Regions from separate parts of the Homo sapiens genome. Here regions 2, 3, 4 and 5 are each linked to region 1. The links are chromatin contacts, found by Hi-C or POLR2A ChIA-PET in ENCODE. All regions are on one chromosome and are shown on one strand. Each heading gives the region's core, a stretch centred on a gene start or an enhancer-like site at or near the end of the contact. The rest is flanking DNA. Distances are from core to core; before and after follow the strand shown.

What was found. A loop is a pair of places that touch in the nucleus more often than their neighbours do. ChIA-PET counts read pairs that join two places held with the same protein, here RNA polymerase II (POLR2A). Pooled maps may share reads with other maps.
Region 2: a loop to region 1 is called in a pooled map, with 7 times the contacts of the local background. The contact joins the enhancer-like site here to the promoter of SH2B3 in region 1. A Hi-C loop is called at or near these places in 2 of 37 single-sample maps with no recorded cell type and 2 of 50 pooled maps.
Region 3: a loop to region 1 is called in a map with no recorded cell type, with 5 times the contacts of the local background. The contact joins the promoter of OAS3 here to the promoter of SH2B3 in region 1. A Hi-C loop is called at or near these places in 1 of 37 single-sample maps with no recorded cell type and 2 of 50 pooled maps. POLR2A ChIA-PET finds 5 or more read pairs at or near these places in 1 of 52 experiments (activated B cell).
Region 4: a map of posterior vena cava shows a loop between it and region 1 (18-fold over the local background). The contact joins the promoter of GIT2 here to the promoter of SH2B3 in region 1. A Hi-C loop is called at or near these places in 1 of 168 maps with a recorded cell type or tissue (posterior vena cava), 4 of 37 single-sample maps with no recorded cell type and 8 of 50 pooled maps.
Region 5: a loop to region 1 is called in a map of chondrocyte, with 5 times the contacts of the local background. The contact joins the promoter of RPL6 here to the promoter of SH2B3 in region 1. A Hi-C loop is called at or near these places in 2 of 168 maps with a recorded cell type or tissue (CD8-positive, alpha-beta T cell and chondrocyte), 1 of 37 single-sample maps with no recorded cell type and 14 of 50 pooled maps. POLR2A ChIA-PET finds 5 or more read pairs at or near these places in 1 of 52 experiments (Panc1).

Annotation. Positions count from the first base shown.
Region 1 is chr12:111,403,612-111,408,451 of GRCh38, reverse strand. It overlaps SH2B3 (SH2B adaptor protein 3), which reads right to left and starts at 2,529. Exons shown (of 8, transcript NM_005475.3): 1 at 2,175-2,529. RefSeq lists silencers at 2,191-2,770, 2,891-3,050.
Region 2 is chr12:113,206,261-113,211,100 of GRCh38, reverse strand. DRC10 (dynein regulatory complex subunit 10) reads left to right here. Exons shown (of 5, transcript NM_001330452.2): 2 at 2,842-3,663. The coding sequence starts at 2,935. Among named protein-coding and RNA genes, the nearest start is that of DRC10, 12 kb to the left of the region's middle. RefSeq lists enhancers at 2,093-2,252, 2,403-2,712, 2,923-3,052. Within about 2 kb of position 2,485, at least 17 of the 41 ENCODE cell types and tissues checked have a DNase peak (open chromatin) inside an H3K27ac peak, as active enhancers do.
Region 3 is chr12:112,936,032-112,940,871 of GRCh38, reverse strand. OAS3 (2'-5'-oligoadenylate synthetase 3) reads right to left here and starts at 2,398. Exons shown (of 16, transcript NM_006187.4): 1 at 2,165-2,398. The coding sequence starts at 2,341. RefSeq lists enhancers at 512-681, 1,680-1,849, 2,273-2,442, 2,406-2,715, 2,610-2,779 and 1 more and a silencer at 2,096-2,185.
Region 4 is chr12:109,994,511-109,999,350 of GRCh38, reverse strand. GIT2 (GIT ArfGAP 2) reads left to right here and starts at 2,983. Exons shown (of 20, transcript NM_057169.5): 1 at 2,983-3,178. The coding sequence starts at 3,127. It also overlaps a transcript of ANKRD13A not described here. RefSeq lists enhancers at 8-197, 2,813-2,972, 3,663-3,712 and a silencer at 3,243-3,332.
Region 5 is chr12:112,406,974-112,411,813 of GRCh38, reverse strand. It overlaps RPL6 (ribosomal protein L6), which reads left to right and starts at 2,209. Exons shown (of 7, transcript NM_000970.6): 1 at 2,209-2,227; 2 at 3,158-3,394; 3 at 3,476-3,574. The coding sequence starts at 3,158. RefSeq lists an enhancer at 2,399-2,578.

The DNA of each region.
Region 1 (4,840 bases), core at 1,280-3,779:
GAGAAGGAGGATCAGGCCCAGGTTTGAGAGGCATGGGGGTGGGGGTGGGGGGATGAGGAAAGAAAGCCAGCAGAGCTAACACCCACAACAAAAAAGATCATTCCGGCCCCAAGGCTACTTCTTCTCTTCCTCCTGACCAAGCCACTCTGGACACTGTGAATTCACTCATTCATGGTTCCCATGACTCTAGGAAGTAGGTACTATTAGCACACCCATTTCACAGATGAGGAAACTGAGGTGGGGCAGTTAAGCAAGGCCTTATAGCTAAGGAAGTGCCCAGATCTTCAAAATTCTGCTCCCAAAGACCCAGGAAATTCCAGTGCTATGTATGCAAGAGATGCTCAAGGGAGACTACTGAAGGAACACCTCATAGCCAATAACAGTAACACTAATGAAGGCAATGATAAAATCACCACTACCACCACCACCACCTGCAACTGAACCTCTCTTTGCCAGGCAGCAGGTGCTCATTACACACTGGCTCATTAAATCTCCACTGCAAACCTGTTACTCCCCCATTTTACACAGAGGGAAACTGAGGGCAGAGTCACTTGCCCACGCCTTCAGCTGAACGAAGGCAATAGGAGTAGCAAAGCACAGTCTCCAGGACCCTCCTCACTATCCTCCTCCACTTCCTGCTGAGCCCCTGCAGACCCTGAGCCCCCAGCTGCTGATGCTCTGAGCCAGCCCCTTCCCAGCTGGCCGCTCTGTGGCCCACAGGGACTCACAAAAGTTCTAGGAATGCTCACCCTTTGGCTCAGAAGGATTTTCCCTCCCAGAGGGGGTAGTGGGAAAAGGCTCAGGAAAAGTGCACTAAAAACCCTTCCAACTTCCCCCAGTAGGCCCTGGCTCTCATCCTCCGAGCCCAGCCTGCCCAGGTGGCCTCTGACGGCTCTCCCTCCACGAGGGCAGGTCCCGAGGAGCCTCCAGAGCTGTTTCCACTCAGGCAGCCAGGTCAGTGATGGGAAACCCAGACACAACCTGCGCCTGCATCCCTGGAGACCCACAGGCCCACTGCCCTGGCAGGGGCCCTGAGGCCTGGCTGCTAGCCGGTGTTAGGGAACTGTCATCTCCCCGGCGAGGGGCTGCGGGTCAGATCTCGGTCCCTCCTGCCACCAAAGCTGGCCTTGCCGACATTGCCTTGCCGGGGCCTCTGCTCTGAACCCCCCACCAGATTTCACTTCCTCCCACTCAGCCCAGCCTGGCCGTGCCCCTCCCTGGAGGCCCCCAGCTGCAGGCAGTGACCTCCTCACCTACATCATTGTGGCTGGGAATGGGGAAGAGAAACAGGAGAATGAGGAAACTAAAGAAAAAAAGAAGCGGGACAGGCAGGCAGACCCTCCTCTCCAGTTCCTCAAATGCAGTCCCCCTCCCTCAAAACAAAGCTCCCCTGGCCGGAGGGAGGGAAGGGAGGGAAGGGGATTTCTGCACCAGGCATCAGAGACCTCTGAAATACCATCCCTACCGTGCGGATCTAGAAGACCAACACCCACTCCAGACGTTTTTTGGTCGGGGGATTCCCAGGGAACCCCAGGCAAGAGGTGTGAGAGGATCAATACCAGAAACCTGTCTCTGGGACGCCTAGCCCTGGTGAACCGCCCAATTCAGCAGCATGCGGGGGCCTGGCCCGGTCGACCTCGGCAGTGCAGGAACTGGGGAGAGGGGCTTCCTGAATCAGGGCGCTACCCTCTTAGCCACATGGCCCGGAATGGGGAGTGGGGAGGGGCCGGCGCATCCTCCCCCGCTGCCCCCACACCCAAGGGCTCATCTGTGCTCACAGCCTCAGTTTGACTACTTTCACTTTCAGGGTAGCAATGGGTGACCCCTGACCGCTCCTCCCCAGGCACAAGTTGAGGGGAGGGCCGCCCCCAACCGGCGAGGCTACCGTAGGGTGGGCTGGGGGCGTCAGCGATGCCCTCTCCCCCATCCCACGGCCTCAGTTACCCCAACGCTCTCCCTAACACGTGTGTGGGTGGGGGTAGTGGCTGAGTGGGGGGTCGTAGGCGCTGGGAGCCGTCACCCCGGAACGCCTCCATCCGAGTTGGCTGCAGGGCAGTATTTTGGGCTGGGGGTGACGCGCAGAGCCCGGGCAGAACTGGACACGGGGCCTCCTCTTTCCCCACAAAAGCCCTCCCGGCCCCGGAGGAGGGGAGCGCGGGCAAACGCGGGCTCACCTGAGAGACAGGAGCTCTGGGCCCGGCCGGCCCATGGCGTCGCGCGCCCCCGGGCCCTCGAAATCCCGAGGGGGCGGGCGGGCCCCCGCCCTGGGCGCGTCCTCTCCCGCCCGCCGGCTCCTCGCTCGCGGCTCGCTCGAGCGGGGCTCAGGCAGGAAACCCGGGCTCGGAAAATGGCCAGCGCCTCATCATTTCCGCCGCCAGCGCTTGACAGTTGCGGGAGGATGCGCCCCCGGGCCGCCGCCGCCGGGGAAACTTTGCAGCGGCCGCCGTCGCCACCGCGGGCCGCGACAGTCCGGGCGGGCAGCCGGGCGGAGGCGGTGGCCCGGGCCCATGCCGCCCCGCGCCGTTATGTAAAGAGGAACCGGCCGTGCGAGCGGAGCCCGGCGGGGGAGGCCGGCCGCGACAGGGGCGGGGCAGGGGCGGGGCCACCAGGAGCCACGCCTCAGGCCGCGCGCGAGTCGGAGATTCGGCTGGAGGGGCGGGCCATGAGGGCGGAGCCCGGACTGGCCCCGCCTACCAATCCCGCTAGTCCGCGGCTGCCAGGGTCGGAGGGCTCTCCTGGCGCGGGTCCGGAAAAAGGCGAGGCCTTGCGAAGCCACGCCCACCACGTGCCCACCCGATTTCGCGTCCCACAGTCTGAAGATAGAAGTGAGGATCGGAGGGGCGGGGCGACTTTAGCCCCACCCACTCAACGCCGGCAGGTCACCAGGTGCCTCAGCGCCTGGAGGCGGGGCCAGATGAAGGGGCGGGGCCTAGGGCGGGCAGGGTCGAGGGGCCTGGCCTCCAGGGGGCGCGCCCTTGCTGACTCCCTCCTGCAGGGCCTTATCAGTGCCCGCAGGGCTGGGCGGTGCAATAGCGACCACGGCTTTCATCATCGCCCCAGGGAGGGAGCCCAGCCCTGCCCGACCCTGACTATCTGCGATCATGCTGACCCGACCCGCCACGGCCCCAGGCCCCCGATTTGGGTTCTGGCCCCAGCCCTCAGCTTTGCCTTTGCTACAGCCGGTGCCCGTATAGCCCAGCCTCGCTCCGGCCGCCCGTCCTGTCCCCCAATTCTAGGAGGGGTGCATCTTTCTCCAGGAAGCCCTCTCCGACCGCTGGCTTCCGTGGCCTCTGCGCCCACCCCCCTGCCCGCCCCCGGGCTACTTACATTTTCTCCACGGCCTCATGGGGAGCTGAGACGGACAGTGGGGTTCCCCCTAGTCCGGAGTGGGACATGCTCTCAGCCAGCCTCTCCCCCAACATGTGGGAGGGCGGGGAGGGAGGAATGTACTCTTCTCCCCCTCCCCCAACAGGAAACAAGTCGCCCACGCCCCCAGCTTGGAGGGGCCACCTCGAGTCTTCCCAGGCAGCAAGTGTCTCCATTCCACTGCCTCCCCCTCTTCCTACCCGGGCAAATGACTTGACTTCTCCGTACCTCTCCACTTCCTTGCCTATGAAATGGAAATAATGTGTACCCACTCTCCTGGCAGTGAGAATTAAGTGAGTTAATGCATTAAAGCAGTTAGCTCGAGGCTTGGCTCCAGGAAGCTCTCTGTGTTAAACAAATCGGCCCCAGTCCTGACCTTAGAACTACAGGAAGGGGTTCCCCAGAAGGTGGGGATTTCCAGACTCCGAGTAGATGGGGGAAGGGAGCGGTCTGCTACAGGATTCCTGGTGTCCAATGACCTTGAAGAAAAAGGCCACAAAAATCTGCTTTCCGCACATTTCCAGGCACTGTTCTAGGCGCTGGGAACACAGCAGTGAACAACACAGATATCCCTGCCTGCGTGGAGCTGATATTCTAGTGGGGGGACATAAGGCACGAATAAGCAAGTGGGATCAGCTATGACAATGACAAAACAGTTACGGGATGGAGAGCTGGAAGGGGATGTCTTAGATCCAGGGCTCAGGAAGGACACCTCTGCGGAACTAACATGTGAGCTTAGAACCCTCCATGACAAGAAGGATCCAGGTGCTATAACGTCTGAGGGAAGAGCATTCCAGGCCAAAGGAACAGCATGTGCAAAGGTGCTGAGGTGGGAATACATGTGGTGCTTTGGAATAAAGTCATAAAGGCAGTGGTGACACCTATACTGGTAAGAGATGATGTTTCAAAGGTGGGCCCATCACATGGTGTCTTGAAGGTCTTGGTGGGGACTTTGGGAATTATTTTGAAGGCAGTAGGGTGCCATGGAGGGTTGTGAGGAGAAGGACCTGTGGAGTGTGGGATTCAAGCTGTTCACACGGCATCTGAGGATGTGGGAAGAGGGGTGGGGTGGGGGAATGTCAATGAAGTCTAAACGAGGCCGGGTGTAGTGGCTCACACCTGCAATCTCAGCACTTTGGGAGGCTGAGGCCAGCGGATCACCTGAGGTCAGGAGTTTGAGACCAGCCTGGTCAACAGGGTGAAACCCTGTCTCTACTAAAAATACAAAAATTAGCCAGGCATGGTTGCACGCACCTGTAGTCCCAGCTACTGGGGAGGCAGAGGCAGAAGAATCGCTTGAACCTGGGAGGTGGACACTGCAGTGAGCCAAGATTGCATCACTGCACTCGAGCCTGGGAGACAGAGGTAGGCTCTGTCTCTAAAAAAAAAAAAAAAAAAAGTCTGAATGGATCATCCCATATTATTTGATCACTTTCTTATACCTGGGGACACTGCGGCCAAGAGAGAACAGTTA
Region 2 (4,840 bases), core at 1,236-3,735, 1.8 Mb before region 1:
GTCCACTGCAGTATGGCAGCTAGAGCTCAATGAGTTTAAAAGTGAGCTCATTGTCCTCCCCTCCAAATGTCCTCTCCTCTCCCAATTTCTGCCATAGTTTCTTAAGGGCCCCATCTTTCTCTACCAGTCACCCAAACTCAAAACTCTTTCACTCAAGTCCTAATGATTCTTTCTTCAAAACATTTCTCACATCTACAGACAATATGAAAATAAAAGTGGCACAGGTAACCTGTAAGTAGTAACTTACAGCTTTCATTGGTGCTTACTTCTTAGGAGAGGGGGAAAGACAGACAATAAACAAATAAACAGGTGCATATAGGGATGTCAGATGGTGATACTTAACCTGGAGAACGAACAGGATAAGGGGGAAGAGATGAAGAAGAATCAGGGTGAGGGATGGGGATGTTATGGGGGGTGTCCATCTGAGACATGGTGTTGGGGGGTGAGCAGACATCCTGGGCAGTAGGTGTTCTTTTTTTTTTTTTTTTCTTTTTTTCTTTTTTAAGAGATGGGGACTTGCTATGTTGCCTGGGCTGGTCTTGAACTCCTGGGCTCAAGCGATCCTCCCACTTCAACCTCCCAAAGTGCTAGGATTACAGGCGTGAGCCCCTGTGCTTGGCCAAGGCAGTAGGTGTTCGTTCAGCAATTGCATCAGAAATCATTAAAGTCCTGGACTTGGGATTTTCGTTTTCCTGGGTTAGTGCTATTAGTTATTTATTGAACATTTTTTACAGCGTGCAGGCTTCTCATTCATCCTGAGGACTCTTGTTTTACAGCTGAGGAAGCCCAAGCTCTGGAGGATTAAATGACCAGCCCAGAGACCCCCAGCAAGGATTTGAACCCAAGTGGGGCTGTGCAAAGCTAGTACTTTTAGCCATTGTACTATGAAAGCAATATAAATTACTGATCTCTGATTGCCCTATAGATTTTTCTGAAACAGTTATTTATTTGTCTATCTATCTTTTGAAACAGAGTCTCATTCTGTTGCCCAGGCCGGAGTACAGTGATGCAAACTTGGCTTACTGCAACCTCCGCCTCCTAGGTTCAAGAGATTCTCATGCCTCAGCCTCCTGAGTAACTGGGGTTAACCTGAGTAACAGGTGCGTACCACCATGCCTGGCATTCTCTCGTATTTTTATTAGAGACGGGGTTTCGCCATGTTGGCCAGGCTTGTCTTGAACTCCTGACCTCAGATGATCCACCTCCCTCGGCCTCCCACAGTGCTGTGATTACAGGTGTGAGCTACCATGCCTGGCCTGAAATAGTCTTTTAACTAAACTTTTTACTTTGTAATAATTGTAGATTTATAGAAAAGTTGCAAAGATAGTACAGAGAGTTCCCGTATGCCCTCCATTCTGCTCCCCCTAATGTTAACATCTTAGATAACCTTGATGTGTTTGTCAAAACCACAAAATTAGGCCCGGCACGGTGGCTCCTGTCTGTATTCCCAGCACTGGGAGGCTAAGGTGGGAGGATTGCTTGAGCCTAGGAGTTCAAGATCAGTCTGGGCAACATAGTGGAGCTCATCTCTATAAAAAGTTAAAAAATTAGCTAGGCATCGAGCACCTATAGTCCTAGCTACTTGAGAGGCTGAGACAGGAGGATCACTTGAGCCCAGTAGGTCGAGGCTGGAGTGAGCCATGGTCACACTATTGCACTCCAGCCAGGGTAACAGAGCGCCTACAAAATTAATGTTGGTACAATGCTATTAACTAAACTTTAGACTAGATTTGGATTTGGATTTGGATTTCTCCAGTTCCACTAATGTCCTTTTTCCACTCCAGAACCCAATCCAGAATACAACATTACATTTAGTGAAACAGTTTTTTAAATTGTATTTCAAAGTTATATTTCACCCACCAATTTTTAAAATCAGTACTTAAAAATGGCCAGGCGTGGTGGCTCAGGCCTGTAATCCCAGCACTTTGGGAGGCAAAGGCAGGTGGATTGAGAACAGCCTGGCAAACATGGCAAAACCCTGTCTCTACTAAAAATACAAAGATTAGCCAGGCGTGGTGGTGTGCACCTGTAGTCCCAGCTGCTCAGGAGGCTGAGGCAGGAGAATCACTTGAACCCAGGAGGCAGAGGTTGCAGTGAGCCGAGATCATGGCACTGCACTGCAGCCTGGGCGACAGAGCAAGACTCTGTCTCAAAACAAATAAACAAACAAACCAAAAAACTTTAAAATCAGTGAAAATGTGCCATTCCTAGTCCTGTTAGTCTTACACTGCATTCTGCCCTGTCCCTGTCCTGCTCAGACATAGGCTGAGGCCTGTGGTTCCGTCGCCCAGGCTGCTTGTCAGTTGGTTTCCTGCTGGTTTTGGCCAAGGGCAGTAGAAAGAAACCAGGGTATTTCTCCTCCCCCACCGCCACCCTTCTTTAATCTGCATTTCCGGCAATGTCTCTAGCTCCTCTGGGAACTGATGGCTGTGGTTCAAACTTCCCCTGGGTGACCCTGGGCCCCAGGCTCACCATCTCTTCATGTGGTGGCTTCCTGCCATTGACAATTGCGGGATGGCTTTGTCTTCCCCTGGTTGGCCTCTCAACTCTCCCATCACTGATGTAACCAGTCTCTGGTTTTAAATCCTTAGAATGCTGTCTGTATGCCTGGCTGGTCCCCGCCTGACACATGTGCCTGAGATGCCTCCACACTTGGTCTTCCTGCCCTTGTGGCCCTAACACCCTCACAAAGCTGAAAACTGCTTCCAGTGAAAGGTTCTGTGTAAAAGCGACAGAGGACCTAAGATGAACTCTTGATGTCAACAGTTGTGGTTTCTGCAGCCACACTAACCACACAGATGTCAGCACAGCTGCACTCACACCTACTTCTTCATTTTGCAGGATGGCCAGAGACAATAAAAGCACGAGACCCAAGTAGTCTACCGAAGTCTCCATCTCTGTGGACCTACAGAGGCACAGAGGGCTGCTCACAAGATGGCTTTAGACATTCTCGCCATGGCCCCTTTGTATCAGGCCCCTGCCATCAACAGAATAGGGCCAAAGACAGACCCATCTAAAAGGCCAGCTGATCCACTAAAACCCTTGGTTCTCTCTAGGACCAAACTCACCACCATTGAGGCCAAAAGGATCATGTCCATCCTGGATGAGGCGATCTACAAGGTGGAGCTGGTGACCTTGCTGTCGTATGTGGCATCCAACAGAGAGGATATGGAGGGGATGCTGGGGGAGGACGTCATGAGGGCAGTGAGAGAGCATGAGGATCTCTGCCAGGTCCTCCTTGAAAACGTCAGGTGCCTGAAAGAGAAAGAAAGGCAATTGCAGGAGCAGAAAGAGGCTGAGGAGGAAGGGTGGCTCAGAGACCGCCTCCTTTCCATAGAGCTGCAGAAATCCAGCCTCTCACCACTTATGCAGCAGATCAAAGACTCCACCAAGAACGTCCTTAGACTCTTGCTCAGCAACCCCCAGGCTGCTAGGCTCCTGCAGATGCAGACACAGGGTAGAAGTGCAGAAGCCCAGAATTTTATTGACAGCCTGATAGAGCTCCGTGGTTTCCTGTTTGAAAAACTACTCACTAGTCCCATGGAAGCGAGGGATAAGGCCCAGTTCTTACAGGATATCAGTAGACAGAATAGTAATAACCAACAAATCATTGATACTCTTGAAAAGGAATTGGCGGAGAGAATGAAGAACAGGAATGCAGAGGTATTGTTTCATAGTATTGCTGAAATTACTGAAGAAGCCACACAAATCTTTTGTTGGTTGGGTTTTTCCTCAATGATTGATTTTTTTTTTAAGATGGAGTCTCGCTCTGTTGTCCAGACTAGAGTGCAGTGGTGTAATCTCGACTCACTGCAACCTCTGCCTCCCAGGTTCAAGCGATTCTCCCACCACAGCCTCCCAAGTAGTTGGGATTACAGGCGTATGCCACCACGCCCGGCTAATTTTTGTATTTTTAGTAGAGACAGGTTTTCGCCATGTTGGCCAGGCTGGTCTAGAACTCCTGACCTCAAGTGATCCTCCTGCTTTGGCCTCCCAAAGTGCTGGCCACTGCGCCTGGCCAATTGATTGACTGATTTTTTTGAGACAGGGTCTCACTCTGTTGCCCAGGCTAGAGTGCAGTGGCATGATCACAGCACACTGCAGCCTCCATCTCTCAGGCTTAAGCAATCCTCCCATCTCACCCTCCCAAGTAGCTGAGACTACAGGTGTGTGTCACCATGCCTGGCTAATTTTTTGATTGTTTGTAAAGATGGGCTCTTGCTACGTTGCCCAGGTTGGTCTCGAACTTCTGGGTTCAAGAGATCCTTCCGCCTTGGCCTCCCAAAGTGCTGGGGTTACAGGCATGAGCCACTATGCCCGGCCTCCCCAGTGATTTTTTTTTTTTTAAGATGGAGTCTTGCTGTGTCACCCAGGCTAAAGTGCAGTGGCAACATCTTGATTCACTGCAACCTCCGCCTCCTGTGTTGGGAATGGGTGCTCGGTGTCGCCAAAATCAACACTGAGACAAAGGATCTCTCAGCAAGGCTAGTTTACTCTCTGCAGAAAGGGTGCTGCTTGCTAGCAGTCTTGCCACAAGAGCACACATGAACAAAAGAGACGGGGTCATTTATAACCTGACGCATCCACCCTACTGCTGTGTCCAGTTTCCATTGGCTGGAACAGGACCTCACATTCTGTACTCAACCCGATTGGCTAGCAATTTAGAACTTCCCAAAAGAGGCAAAGGCAGAGGGAAACAAAGGAAGAGAGCAAGTAACTCCTGGAATGCTGAGAGAGGCAAAAACACCTCCAAATAAGGAAGAGGAATAGGCTATGACCTAATGCTTGCTTGGACCGGTTCAGGTATGCCAAGGCAAATATCTAAGCTAAAATGTGGGAG
Region 3 (4,840 bases), core at 1,149-3,648, 1.5 Mb before region 1:
GCCACCATGCCTGGCTAATTTTTGTATTTTTAGTAGAGATGGGGTTTCACCATGTTGGCCAGACTGGTCTCGAATTCCTGACCTCAAGTGATCTGCCCTCGTTGGCCTCCCAAAGTGCTGGGATTACAGGCATGAACCACCATGCCAGGCCTATATCCATGATTTTTAAATGTTGGCAACTAACTTTTTAAAAACTCAAGACCGCAGGTAAAACAAATTCTGCTTTGCAGAACACACATTTGCAATCTTTGCTCAGAATGGGTACAGAACTGTGGTATGACTCAATTTCTGAGACCTGTGTGATTAGTGTTTCTTTCGGCAAAGCTTCCAACCTGAGGATTTGGAAAAGAAACTCCTAAACATTGTCAGAGCCACTGTTCTGTGTCTGGGATCTGACGTCTCTAATCTCACTTCCAACACAAAACAACTGTGATGTAGTTACATGTGGCTGCAGATATGGGGAGTGAGGCTCAGATGGTGAAATGAGTTACACAGCCAGTAAACAGCAAGAACCAGGATGGAGCCCTCCAGGAGCAAGGCTTGCCTCAAACTGGGACCCCCTACTTATCCCGATGATTATGCCAGTCCTTTTACTACCAGCTCCCACCATCTGGGGGCTGCTGACAAAGTGGGAACAGGGAATATTACAGGCTGGGCACTTCCTGCACGTTTTGCACACTCTCATCTCATTGAACCTTCCTCACAGCCCCAGAAGGAAGGTACCACTTTACAAAAGAGGAAACGAAAGCACAGGGAGATTGCACCGTGCTCACTTTACAAAGGAGACAATGAAAGCACAGGGAGATTGTGCTCCAGAACCCCCTCCCACCCCTTTCCAGGGAAGCTAAGGATGCCAGGGCTTTCCCTTGCTGCACAGAAATCCCTCCTGTCCATCTCCAAGGTAGAAACGGGACTTCACACCTCCTAGGCGACAAGTGTCTCCTCCTTCCCCACCTCCCAAGCTGAGAGTCAGCCCCAGGAAACCACTAGGTGCTCTGAGGCCATTTCTACTCTGCGTTTTCACTCCCTCTCCTGACAACCTCCTCTAGCACACCCAGGTTCCCTCCATCAATCCACTCCTGGCACCCCCAAATCTACCCTGAGGATAAGGTAGCTCATGACTTGTCTCCTCCCTGAATCTGCGAGTGTCCTGGGATCACAGTGGCAGTGTGGCTGTATTTAAGTGACAAAAAGTGACCCGGAGCCTGGGCAACATGGTGAAATCCCGTCTCTACAAAAAATGCAAAAATTACCTGGGCATGGTGGCTCACACCTGTAATCCCAGCACTTTGAAAGGCCAAGGCAAGTGGATCACTTGAGCCCAGGAGTTCCAGGCCAGCCTGGGCAACACGGCAAAACTCTATCTCTACAAAAAATGCAAATAATTAGCCAGGCATGGTAGTGTGCACCTGTAGTGCCAGCTACTTGGGAGGCTGAGGTGTGAGAATAACTTGAGCCCAGGAGGCGGAGGTTGCTGTGAGCCAAGATCATGCTACTGCACTCCAGCCTGGGTGACAGAGCGAGACCCTGTCTCAAAAAAAAAAAAAAAAAAAAAAAAAAAAAAAGATGTGACTCAGAGTAGTAATTTAGCGTCTAGCCTCAGTTTCCCTATCCATAAAACAGGTACAATAATACCTGCCTCACTGAACGTGGGGATGAAATGAGGTAATACTCATTTAATGAGATAATTTTCATTGTTATTTGATAATGTCTCAATAAATTGGGCTACTCTGGCTGTTACGCGGAGTGTTATTACTTCTGTAACCTTAAGGTCTGGCATAGTGTGAGGCCCACAGTCTGTTTGAATGACTGGGAGAATGAGTGAATGAGTGAATGAATGGATAAGAAGCAGCCTCTGAGAGTAGAGATGCAGGAATCAGGCTACTTGGATTTGAATCCTGGCTGGGCCTCTTACAGGATCGGACACGTCACTGTACCTCTCTGTGCCTCATTTTCTCTATCTGTCAAGCGGGCTTAAGAGTACCTACCTGGCTCGTATGTTCGGGGGAGTTAGCACGGGGCTGGCACATTGGAAGTATTTGTTAAAGAAATGAATGAGGTGCACAAGCGGATAAAGCCACCCCCACCGTAAGCCTATGTGAGGCTTAAGCGTCCTCCCAGGACTCCCCTTTGGACACATAAAGACCCCGAGGTGGGACCTCACCTTGACAGTTTTCAGCACCCGCGGGGCAGCAGCACCGAGGCGGCCCCCGCGCTCCCTCAGGGCAGCGGCCAGGGCGCCCAGAGCGCGCCGCGCCTTCTCTACGAACTCCTTCCGCGGCTGCAGCCTTCTGGCCACGAACCTGTCCAGCGCAGCGGCCGGGGTGCTGTACAAGTCCATGGCCGCCCGGCGCAGGTGCAAGGGGAAGCAGGGCTCTGGCGCGGCCTTCGGATTTCTGGTTTCGTTTTCCCGCCCGGCTCTCCGAACCACGCCCAGCTGGCCAGGTCCTAGGTCCTCGGTCCCGCGCGTGGCGTGAAACGGGGAGGGGCGCTGCAGTTCCTGTCTTCCCCAAACTTGGGAAATTCCCTGCTTTCAGTTTCGTTTCTTTCTAGCAGCTCTTGGACCTGACACCCACTTCCTGGTCCCCTTCCCAGCTACGACTTCCTCTCCTTCATCTCCTTGCTTCCAGCCGTCCCTGCAACCACCAGCTCCAACGAACTAATCACAACCTAACAAAGTATACCCACAGAACATATGGGTACATACTGAGTAACGTACTCTGAGCATTTCAGAAACGTGCAGGTTTTACATGGAAAAAAAAGGTCAGGATTTAATAAACGGAGAAGTCCTACCTCGCTGTCTGACTGAGGGATGCGTTCTAAACACCACTACCACCACCAACGATAATAAAGCACACTTGGAGACTCTCACTGACTCCTCCCAACGACCATGGTGTAGGTGCTATTATCATCACCCATTTGACAGATGAGGAAGTCAAGGTACAGAGGAACTAGGTAACTGTCCAAGGTAACACAGCTGGAAAGTTGTCTGGCTGGATTCAAACCCAGCCCAAGCCCACAGAGCTGCCCTCTTCAGAAGCCAACTCTTCCTAAATAATTTATACGTGTAATGCAGTTCCAATAAAAATTCCATCTTTAAAAACTTCAAACACACGATCTAAAGTCTGTCTGCAAGAATTAAAAATTATTTTGGAGGAGAAGGAGGAAGGAAAGTCAGTCAGTTTAGGATGGTACCTTGCACAACAATACTACATATTAAAACATTGTAAAGCTACAATAGGGAAATCCTCTTGGAATGGGCACAAAGCTAAGCGGACTGTAAGCTATAAGCTGCAGAGTGGAGATTTGAATCCAGGACCATTGCGCTTCTATCTTCATGGCCTGTCTCCTTTTTCTGCTTATTTCCTGCTGCTTCTCCACCCGGGTTCCTAGAGACTGCACACCTGAGCTCTCTTCCAGGCCTGGTCCAAGCCATAGCCTATCTCCTCCTCCCCATCTTACTAAAAAACTCCCAGGTCCTCTCTCCTGTCTGCTCCGGGACCCAGCATTTACTCTGCCTCTGAGTACACTTCAGGTAATAGTCTTAACAAGTGCTTCCTGACATCTGCACGGTAACTGAAAGGAAATAGATAGGATCAGAGTGTGAATTTCAGAGGTCATGGTCAACTAGAGGGAGAGATGCTGGGTCTGTAATATGTACACCAGCTAATATTTTGAGTAGTGAATGCTGCATCACTTGGAATATTCAAGTATGGGCAGGTTTTGTAGGTCAGGTGTTGTGGTGGGGATTTAAGTCAAGGGATTGAGCAATGATTTTCATTCTCGCCCATTAATCACAGTCTTCTTCCTGAGTCACAGGCCACTTTAGAAACTTTCCATTCAAGATAGTGGATTGAACACATGCTCAAAATTCTATTAAAATAGCAGCAAAGATATATTAAAAGCATAATGGAAATCAACAGGGTTGGAAACTGAGAAAAAGTGGAGTCAAGGGGGCGGGACATTTGAGGCATTTTTAGAAGATGGAACGCAGAAGGGTCAATATTGGGTCATGATGGTGGACTGAACATATGCATAAGCCTTCAACGTCCATCCCAGGCCTCTAGAGGTGGCAGGAAAGCGATAGAAAAACTTTAATAATGTTGCTGGGTCCTAACCAGAGGTGTCCCAGGTAAACTGGAATCTGAGATCCCTGTCAGAGATATGAGACTGGATGAAGGAGGAAATTGCAGCCAAAACACATAAAGGAGGGGGTACCTATGCAGAGTGGAAAGGCTCTGAGGAGCTGCAGGCTCCAGGCAGTGGATTGAAGGAAAAGAAGGGACCCTAGGTTAACTCTCATGGTTGTCAGTTGTGCTGGCATAGTAATGGCAGCCTCTAAAGACATGTGGTCTCCCGCCCCAACCTTTCTGTGTTGAGTAACAGGCAGCAGAGGTGCCTGCCTAAGGAGGGAGCAGTGAGGGTGGGGCAGAGAGGCAGGGAAGTACACAGCATACCTGGCCACATCTGGAAAGAACAGGAAGTCCTGTATGCAGAAGACTCATTCCTGGCACATCCCCTTTCCTCATCTCTGCCTCCAGCTGCAGTAAGAAGGTACCAACTTCACAGGGAGACAAGCAGAACATCCCCAGTGAGCAAAAAGCACACATCCAAAGGTGCCAAATTATTTTGGGAGATCCAATGCTATGAACATAAAAACTCACATGTAAGGACACTGAAATAATCAATAAAGGAGAAAGAGTCTTCTGTGGTCTAAATTTGTCCCCCAGAATTCATGTGTTGGAAACTTACTCCCCAATGCAGCAGTTGGGAAGTGGGGTCTAACAGGAGGTGTTTGTGTCATGAGGGCTCTGCCCACGTGAGTGGATTATGGCCACTG
Region 4 (4,840 bases), core at 1,734-4,233, 1.4 Mb after region 1:
CCGGGTCCGGGGTCCGCGCCATTGCACCCACCTCCAGCTCACACCGAGAAACTCAGTGCAGCCCACAGAACAGAGCTGAGGCTCATTCTCTTGGCCAAAGATCTCCACGCGGAAAGTTCCGTCTACCTGTCCCCAGCTTCTTTCCCCCTGCTCCAGTAGCCCCATGTGGTTCGGTCCACAACTGGGCCTCTTCCATTGGCTCTGAAGTCAGGGGGTGACAACTGAGCCCCGGACCAAACCATTCCAGCTGCCGACACCCTTGCAGCCTTTTTGGAGCAGGACAGATGCTTCCACGACGGGTCAAAAGCCATTTTGGAAGTGGGCAACACCGGACAATTTTTGAAGGAGGAACGCTAAACCCTGGCGAAGTGGCTTCAAATACAGTATTTGCATAAAAGGGGATATTTCTACTTCATGATTTCTCAACCTCGGCACATATTGAACTGGGCAGTTTTTGTGTGGGGGTTGTCCGGTCCTTGTAGGATGCTGAGCAGTTGCCCTGGTCTTTCTCCCCACTCAATGCCAGTAGCACTCCCCAAAACATGTCTCTCCAGATATTGCCAAATGTCGTCTCGGGGAGAAAAATCGTCCTCAGTTGAGAACCGCTTCTATTTGAACTCCGAACCGGGTTATGATTCAATAGCTAACTATGGTGGTGATTTAGTCCATGTATGAATGTCATTTTTAAGCTAGCTTTTTGGATTTGAGGTTATGGCTGAAAGGACTGATAAATAATATACATATTTGACCACAGTCTGCGAATATGAAGTTTATTCTTTGAGTTTCAGGCACTATGCCTCCTTGACTCAATGAAGAACCAAATCAACTTACAGCTAGCTACTCATGGGCTTGAACTTTCTGCTGCTGCTTCAGCTCAGCTGTCTACAACTAGACCACATAGCTGGATGAAGCTATTTAATGCATTGTGAAAACATTCCCTCTGCCCTCTGAGTGTATGCACATCCAGCTCTTCAGATGCCTGCAACAACAGCTGTTCAAGAATCCCAACCTAATCCATTCTCCACAGATGTGGAGCCCAGAAGATTTGTGAGTTGTTAAACCAAAACAGGATGCAGGAGCACCAGGATGGCACCCGGAGACTCTAACCATGGAATGCGTGGGAATTCTGTGATTATTTCTCCATCACACATTTATCACACTGTAGAGATGGACTCAAGACCAGTGCTTCTGAGGCCTTTTCCAGCACTTCTCATTCTTTCAGATGCCTTTTGCAACTTAACGTTCTCCTTCTTCTTCATCATGCCGTGTTTATTGAAAATCTCCCTATCTCATTAATCAGAAAACCCCATAATGACAGGAACCACATCGTTTTGCTTACCAGAGTATCTAAAACCAAAATAGTACCTGGCTAACAACAGGCATTCAATATTTGCTGAATGGAGATCATAGCTGTGTTTATATGTAAGACAGACAATAAGTAGTCATTGGTATTAGGGTCACATCTCCTTTCTCCTTCACACTGATTTACCTCATTTCATTGTGTTTATCTCACACCATTTTGTAAATTATCCCATGTTAGCTATTGTTATTCTCAAATTCCACGCATATGAAGAAAAACAGTAATTAGAAAATAATAGCAATATCCATAATTATGGGAGCTACTATTTACTGAGGGGTTACTATCCAGCAGGTGTATCACATTTTTCCCATAATTTATTCCATCTGTCCTTAGCCAAAATGAATGTTTAACTTTGCTGGTCACATACAAGTTTTGTCGCATATTCTTCTTCCTCTTTTTCTTTATTTCCCTCTCTCTCTTCTTCATTTTCATCTCGCAACCCTTTAAAAATGTAAAAATCATTCTTAAGTAGCAAGCCATACAAAAACAAATCGTGGACTAGAAGTAAACAATGCATTATCTTAATTTTGAACATGAGATTAAAACTGAAGCCTAAGGAATCATCTAATATATTCTTTTTTGTTATTTTTGTTGTTGTTGTTGAAGTTGTTTTTGAGACAGTCTCGCTCTGTCCCCCAGGCTGGAGTGCAGTGACGCGATCTCTGCTCACTGCAACGTCCACCTCCCAGGCTCAAGCGATTCTCATGCCTCAGCCTCCTGAGTATCTAGGATTACAGGCATGCGCCACCACGCCCGGCTAATTTTTTTTTTTTTTTTTTTTTTTTTGAGACGGAGTCTCACTCTGTCGCCCATGCTGGAGTGCAATGGCGTGATCTCAGCTCACTGCAACCTCCACCCCCTGGGTTCAAGCTCCTGCCTCAGCCTCCCAAGTAACTGAGATTACAGGCTCCTGCCACTGTGCCCGGCTAATTTTTGTATTTTTAGTAGAGACGGGGTTTCACCATGTTGGCCAGGCTGGTCTTGAACTCCTGACCTCGTGATCCACCCGCCTCGGCCTCCCAAAGTGCTGGGATTACAGGCGTGAGCCACCGCGCCCGGCCAATTTTTGTATTTTTAGTAGAGATGGGGTTTCACCATGTTGCCCAGGCTGGTCTCGAACTCCTGCCTCAAGTGATCCTCCTGCCTCAGCCTTCCAAAGAGTTGAGATTACAAGAGTGAGCCACCACGCCCAGCCTGGAATCATATAATATATTCTTATTTTACTTTACCCCAGTAAAATGCAAGCTTCATAAGGACTAGAAATTCAGTCTTTGCTCACTGCTGTTTCTCCAGTGGCTGGGACAGTATATAAAGCATGGTAAGTGCTTGATAAACATTTGTTGAATCAAGGAATGAATGAATGAACTTGACCATTGATTGCCTCAGGAAGGTTGTGGCTGCAGGGTTCTCATCACAAGATATTGCTACTTCCCCTGGTATTAATCAGTTGGGACGAGGGGAATCTCTGCCAGAGAAGAAGACCCAAATTCAATATTTAAAGGTAGGACAGATGATACTCGGGCAGTCTCCTGCCCTCACTCAAGATGGCGACAAGGCAGAGTGCCCTTTCCGGTCACATGACCTGACACTCGCCGAAGGGCACCTCCCCGCGCGTGCGTGCTGTGCCAAGGCTGCAAGGCGCTGAGGGGAGAGGCGCCGCCGTCAGCGCCGCCGCAGCTGGGACCCGTTAGAGCGGAAGCGCCGCCGCCACCGCCGCCTTTGCTGTCCCCCGGCCTCTAGTTCCCCGCAGGTGGGAGGTGGGAGCCATGTCGAAACGGCTCCGGAGCAGCGAGGTGTGCGCTGACTGCAGCGGGCCGGGTGAGTCGCACCGGCCGGGCCCGCTCCCCTCTGCTTTCCTGGCCCGGACCCCTACCCCGGGGCCGCCCCCTCAGGTCAGGCTGCATCCCGCGGCTAGGGTCGCAACGAAGAGGTCCCTGGGCGGCCTTGGGGTGGGAACCGTCCCGGGCCTGTCAGAGCCGGGCGGGCAGGGGGCCGCCGCCCTCCCCGTCCCTCGCGGCCCTCCCTTCCCTCTCGTTCCCTCCCGTTCCCTCCGTCCTAGGCCAACTGGGGAGGTGACGGGGGCCAGGGCTGCTCCCCCAACAGGAAGGGGCTTGGGCAATCCACAGGAAAGCCAATTACAGAAGTAAAATGTGAGCGTCCTCCCGGCTGCAGCCTCCAGAGGCTGCAGGTGTCACCTCCCACTAGACCCTTTCTCCGCCTGGGTGTCCTGCCCGGGGAGGATGACACTCCCTGAGACTCGCCAGAGGGTCCCCGTAGATGACTTCCCCGCTGCTGACATCCGACAGCTACTCTGCCCGGGAGAATTGCCAGGAGATCGGGGTCTTCCAAACACAACCAGCACTTAGGAGGCAGTGCTTGTCTCAAGTTTGAGGATCTGAACGGCCTGGGTTCAAACTAGATTTTGCTTCTGGCTGACCTTGGGCTGGTGACTTCACTTGGTCACTTGCTTGATTTCCTCATTTTTTTCAATGAGGATAATCGGGAGTATCACGCTTAGTGGTGAGGAAGATTCAATGAATACTCGTAGAATCATATCATCTAAGGCTTTTCTTTTTTGCATTATGCTGTCTACAGTAGAACTCTTGTAGTCCCTTAAAGCTATATTTGACTATCTAAATCATACGTTGATTACAACGGAAACAAACGCAAAATCACCAGCAATATAGGGGCATTGAAACGCTAAAGCCATTCCTTCATAATGATGCATAACTGTTCATACATAATATTCACATTTAGAGATCAAGTGTGTCTTAGCAATTGCAACTGAATTGTCAGGTCTCTGGATAGATTATTACATGCTGTTTTAGGTGCTTGGATGTATTGGCTTTGAGTTAATTCGAAGGTAACATGGCTTTCTTGGCACAATAGTGTCCGATAAACAATCTTAATTAAATCATTGAACACCACTGGCTTTGCAACTGTTCTGATCTTAAGCTTGTCATTTGGAAGTGGAGACCAATTGTAAATAGAACTGTGATAACTCAAACCTCATGTGGTTGTTTTATGGCCCGTACAGTGCAGGTGTTACCAGTTTCCTTTGAAGATAGGGAGGGGGTATGGAGGAGTTTAAAAAGAAGTGTTTTCTAAACCAAGTTAGTGTGAGTTATACAAACTCCATCATTTTCTCTAAAAATGTTATTTGTTCCACTTCCTTATTTTCTTGCCTATTTTCAGTTGAACTTACCGTGATGTATTTGATTCACATGTGTCTAGCTTCTAACTTCCTCTTGGAATGCATATTGTTTTGCTTCTTGATAGGGTACAGGGCAAAGCAAAATTGTTCCTCCATTGCCATCCTAAATATACTTTTGCAGCATTTTGTGCATTTCAGAACATTTTCTCTTCCATTGTATCGCTTTAGTTGTTGTCTCATACGCCTAATCTGCAGAGACTTGAGTCACTTCCTTCCTGTTTTGAATATAATTAGGCTACCTTGAAATATTCTGTGAAATTGAGCAG
Region 5 (4,840 bases), core at 960-3,459, 1.0 Mb before region 1:
ATGGCAAAACTAAACTTAATAAAAACATTTACTTTATAACTAACATGGTATTTTGCCCAACTAATGAATTGTAAATTTTGCAATACCGCAACAAAACACAAGAGGGGGTTCATCTACGTTTTTATTTTAATGACAGGTCATTCAACACATATTTTGGGGCGTTCACTAGGTGAAATTATCTGAGATTGCCAGCAATTTTGAGGGGCCCACGTAAGCAACTGTGCATCTCATTCATTCATTGTGGTACATTTTCTGCAGTTGAAGTTTCTAAGAGGTGCTTTGCTGAGGAAGCTAAACAAATAAAGCTGCTGACATTCCCATTCTCAAAAAAAAGGGCAGTGTTCATCTGATCATTGTATTTGTATCCTCAGTGAATCAGAACCAGAAAAAGGCTAAATGATTCCCAGAGACACAGCCATGAAGCAGGTGGTTTCGATCTGAAAAAATCAAGGTGAAAAGCTCTAGCAACCAGAAAGAAACGAATGGAGGAAAATGGAAAACGCAAGCTAGAAGGTATTACAAATGTGTACATGTTGGCTTAAGGGCTTTGAAGCAGTAAAGAACTATCACATATACTGTGTTGTGTATTTTGTAAAAGATAATAAATATTCTTATTTTTAATTCTAACATGAGCAAAACTCTCATGCATCTTCATTAATCATCTCTTTAATCTTGCAGCCTAATGGTTAAGAGTGCAATCTTTGGAATCAGATCTATGCTGTGAGCAAGTTACTTAATGTCCTTGAGACTCAGTTTCCTCATAATAGTATCATTCACAGGTTGTTGGGAGAATTAAATGAAATAAAGCAAGGCACATTGTATGCAATATTGCCTATTATCTCCCATGCATAAACTTTAGCAGAATACTTGACAACAACTAGGATGTTGATGATCAGATGATTGTAGTGGTGATGGTGACAATAACAAGAGCTAACAGTTCGCCAGGTGCGGTGGCTCACGCCTGTAATCCTAGCACTTTGGGAGGCTGAGGCGGGTGGATTACTTGAGGTCAGGAGTTCAAAACCAGCTTGGCCATCATGGTGAAACTCTGTCTCTACTAAAAATACAAAAAATTAGCTGGGCATGGTGGTGTGCGCCTGTAATCCCTGCTACTTGGGAGGCTGAGGCAGGAGAATCACTTGAACCCAGGAGGCAGAGGTTGCCGTGAGCCAAGATCGTGCCACCACACTCCAGCCTGGGTGACAGAGCGAGACTCCATCTCAAAAAAAAAAAAAAAAAAAAAAAAAAAAAAAAAAAAAGAGCTAACACTTATGTAGCATTTACCATCCATCAAATAATCAAATATGCTTCTCAGTACTGTTGTATATATTATTTAATGTTCCCAACATCCTTATGAAGTAAGTTACTATTGTTATCCTCACTTTAATTTTTTTTTACTTTTTTTAAGACAGAGTCTCATTCTGTAGGCCAGGCCGGAGGACGGGAATGAGAAAGGCCATGTACAAGAGGAAGTAGTCAGCCGCTAAATCCAAGGTAAGGGAAGAGGGGACCACTGACCTAATCTCAAGTGACAAGATTAGAGTTCACTGCACTGCAGCCCAGACCTCCAAGACTCAAGTGATCCTCCCGCCTTAGCCTCCCGAATAGCTGGGACTACAGGCACTAACAACCACACTCGGCTAATTTTTTTTCTTTTTTTCTTTTTTTTGTTGTTGTTATTGTTTTGAGACTGAGTCTGGCTCTATTTCCCAGGCTGGAGTGCGGTGGCACGCAGTGGCACGATCTTTGGAGTGCTGGGATTACAGGCGTGAGCCACCGTGTCCGGCCCTTTTTTTTTTTTTTTTCTTTTTTGAGAATCTTGCTCTGTTGCCTAGAGCGCAGTGTCGCGATCTTGGCTCACTGCAATCTCCACCTCCAGATTCAAGTGATTCTCCTGCCTCCGCGCCTCGACTGGCTGTCATTACAGACACGCACCACCCACGCCCGGCTACCTTTTGTATTTTTAGTAGAGACGGGATTTCACCATGTTGGCCAGGCTGGTCTCGAACTGCCAACCTCAGAGGATCCTCCTGCCTCGGCCTCCCAAAGGGCTGGGATTACAGGCGTGAGCCACCGCACCCGGCCTAGGATTTACTACTTTTTTCTTAACGGGGAAATACTACATTCCCCATGATGCCCCAGATCCGGAAGGAAGTGAGACTCGCACTTCCCATGATTGCTTATAGACCGGAAGCCGGGACCTTAATTCTCTTTCCCATCTTGCAAGGTAAGAATCGCGGGCCTGTCTGCAAGACTTGAGTTCAGGACTCCCAATCCTTCGCCATCCGAACCTGGAGGGCATCCAGTCGACACCTACAGGGGTCGGACATGTCCAAGGCTAACTGAGAGGCCTTCCAGACGCTTCATTTTTGTTGTTTGGGTTTGCGGCAGGGCACAAAGAGGGTGAGGTAGAATGCCGTAGTGGCTCCCTCCGGTTCTTCGCCACTCTCTTGGGCTGGGGGAACGAGGCCCTTTCGGGGACCCGTAGCAGACTGGTGGGTGTTAGAGGAAGCGGGGAGACGGCGCGTGCACTGTGTTCCTGGTCCTGGGTTCCAGAGGATGACACTGAGCCTGTCGCAGCCACGTTGGGGTTCCGCACTGAAGCCAAAAGGTTTCGCGTCTCCCAGCGTCCCCGACCGGAAGTCGCCTCTTGGTCTTTGCGATCTTTTTCTCTGGCTCAATTTGGGCTGATTCCGTTTGTGTCCGCAATTCCTAAATCGAGTTTCTTGAAAAGAGACACTGGTCTTAAGGGTTAAGACGAAAGGTACTGAAAGTAAGGGATTTCAAGTTCTGGTCTTGGTGCTTCTAACCTGTGGACACATTCTGCATCTAAGTTTTCTAATTCGCAAAACAGTAATAAAAAATAATGGTTGTACGGACTTCTGACCGCTCAGTATTTGGCAAAAAACCTAATAGGTGTGAGGTAGTTTCAAATTCTCAAAAAAAAAGTTTATAGTGTATTGGGGAGACAAACCCCAAATGAGTCATAGTGAAGGTTGGAGTAGAATGGGTAGAGTTTGAGAGGAAGGCCTGTATCTTACCGGGGGAGGGATTGTAGTCTGGGGAGCCCAGCCCATTCATGTACAGGTTCATTATTGTCTTGTTAGAGAGATGACTGGTGAAATGCCTTTTTTTATCTACAAAAAAATATTTTTAGATGGCGGGTGAAAAAGTTGAGAAGCCAGATACTAAAGAGAAGAAACCCGAAGCCAAGAAGGTTGATGCTGGTGGCAAGGTGAAAAAGGGTAACCTCAAAGCTAAAAAGCCCAAGAAGGGGAAGCCCCATTGCAGCCGCAACCCTGTCCTTGTCAGAGGAATTGGCAGGTATTCCCGATCTGCCATGTATTCCAGAAAGGCCATGTACAAGAGGAAGTACTCAGCCGCTAAATCCAAGGTAAGGGAAGAGGACCACGGACCATTATGTCTTAACCTTAATTGGCATTCTCTTACTGTTGATGCATTTGTGTCCTTGTAGGTTGAAAAGAAAAAGAAGGAGAAGGTTCTCGCAACTGTTACAAAACCAGTTGGTGGTGACAAGAACGGCGGTACCCGGGTGGTTAAACTTCGCAAAATGGTAAGATGTGGGGACTGTAAATTGGATTTTCTGTTTATGCTTGAATACTGTGAAGATGTTTTTGAATACTTAGATACTGTAAGTTTCTGCATACCGGAGAATTTCTGATAGAAAATAAAGGGCTCTGGGTTTGTAACTTGGCTTCAACATTTACTGTTAATCTTAAGTAATTTAAATTACTCGTCTGTGCTTTGTTCCTTTGCATATAATATGGGAATGAGGCTGAGTGTGGTGGCTAATGCCTGTAATCCCAGCACTTTGGGAGGCTGAGGCGAGCAGATCACCTGAGGTCAGGAGTTCAAGACCAGCCTGGCCAACATGGTGAAACCACATCTCTAGTAAAAATATACAAATTAGCTGGTTGCGTGCCTGTAGTCCCAGCTGCTCTGGAGGCTGAGGCAGAAGAATCGCTTGAACCCGGGAGGCAGAGATTGCACTACTGCACTCCAGCCTGGGCGACAGAGGGAGGCTTCATCTCAAAAAAAGATAAGATGGGAATGAGGGTTTACCTCAAAGAGTTTTTATGGAGATTAAATGAAATAATACATAGCCTGTTCTATAGAACATTTCCCACTAGAGCAGTGTTTCTTGGCCCCCTTTACCACACACAAGACCCAATGTAATCTCAGGATTTGCTCTGTAATTTTCATTATGGGAACATTCCCAAATAAGTTAACACCATACAGTTTCACAGTTGAAGATTACTGCATGAGAGGGAAGATGACAGTTGTTTTGTGAACTCGTTTTCCCATTAGGTGATCATGTTTGTGGTGAAAGTGAGACTGCACTAATGATATGGTATAGTTGGAAATAGGTTATTGTGAGTTATTTGTAGTCATGTCTTTAATGGCCCTTGCATGGTGTCTAACTTCTGCAATAAATGATCTGCCAGTCCTAGTGTCTGGCTTTATGCAATTTGTTTTCCTTTGTGGATGAAGTGGGAGTAAGACTTGTTGCTGTGAGGATCAGATGAAGTGGCTAGGATATGGACACACTTTACTTGAATTGGAAAACAAGCCATGTATCCCTAATCTGCAAAATGTGGCATGTCACACGTGTAATCTCTGAGGTTTAGTTTTTGCTCAAGATTGCAAAGGTGACTTGCTTGATGCTTTCTTTGCTTGAGCACACATCTCATTCATTAAATGGTGTCTCCTTTTTTGCACACAGGATGCAGAAGCATAATTGACCTTTTCCAAGTCTACTTAGCAGAAATGAAAATGGAATCATATAAATACAGTATTATACTTTAAAATAAAAAGGCTG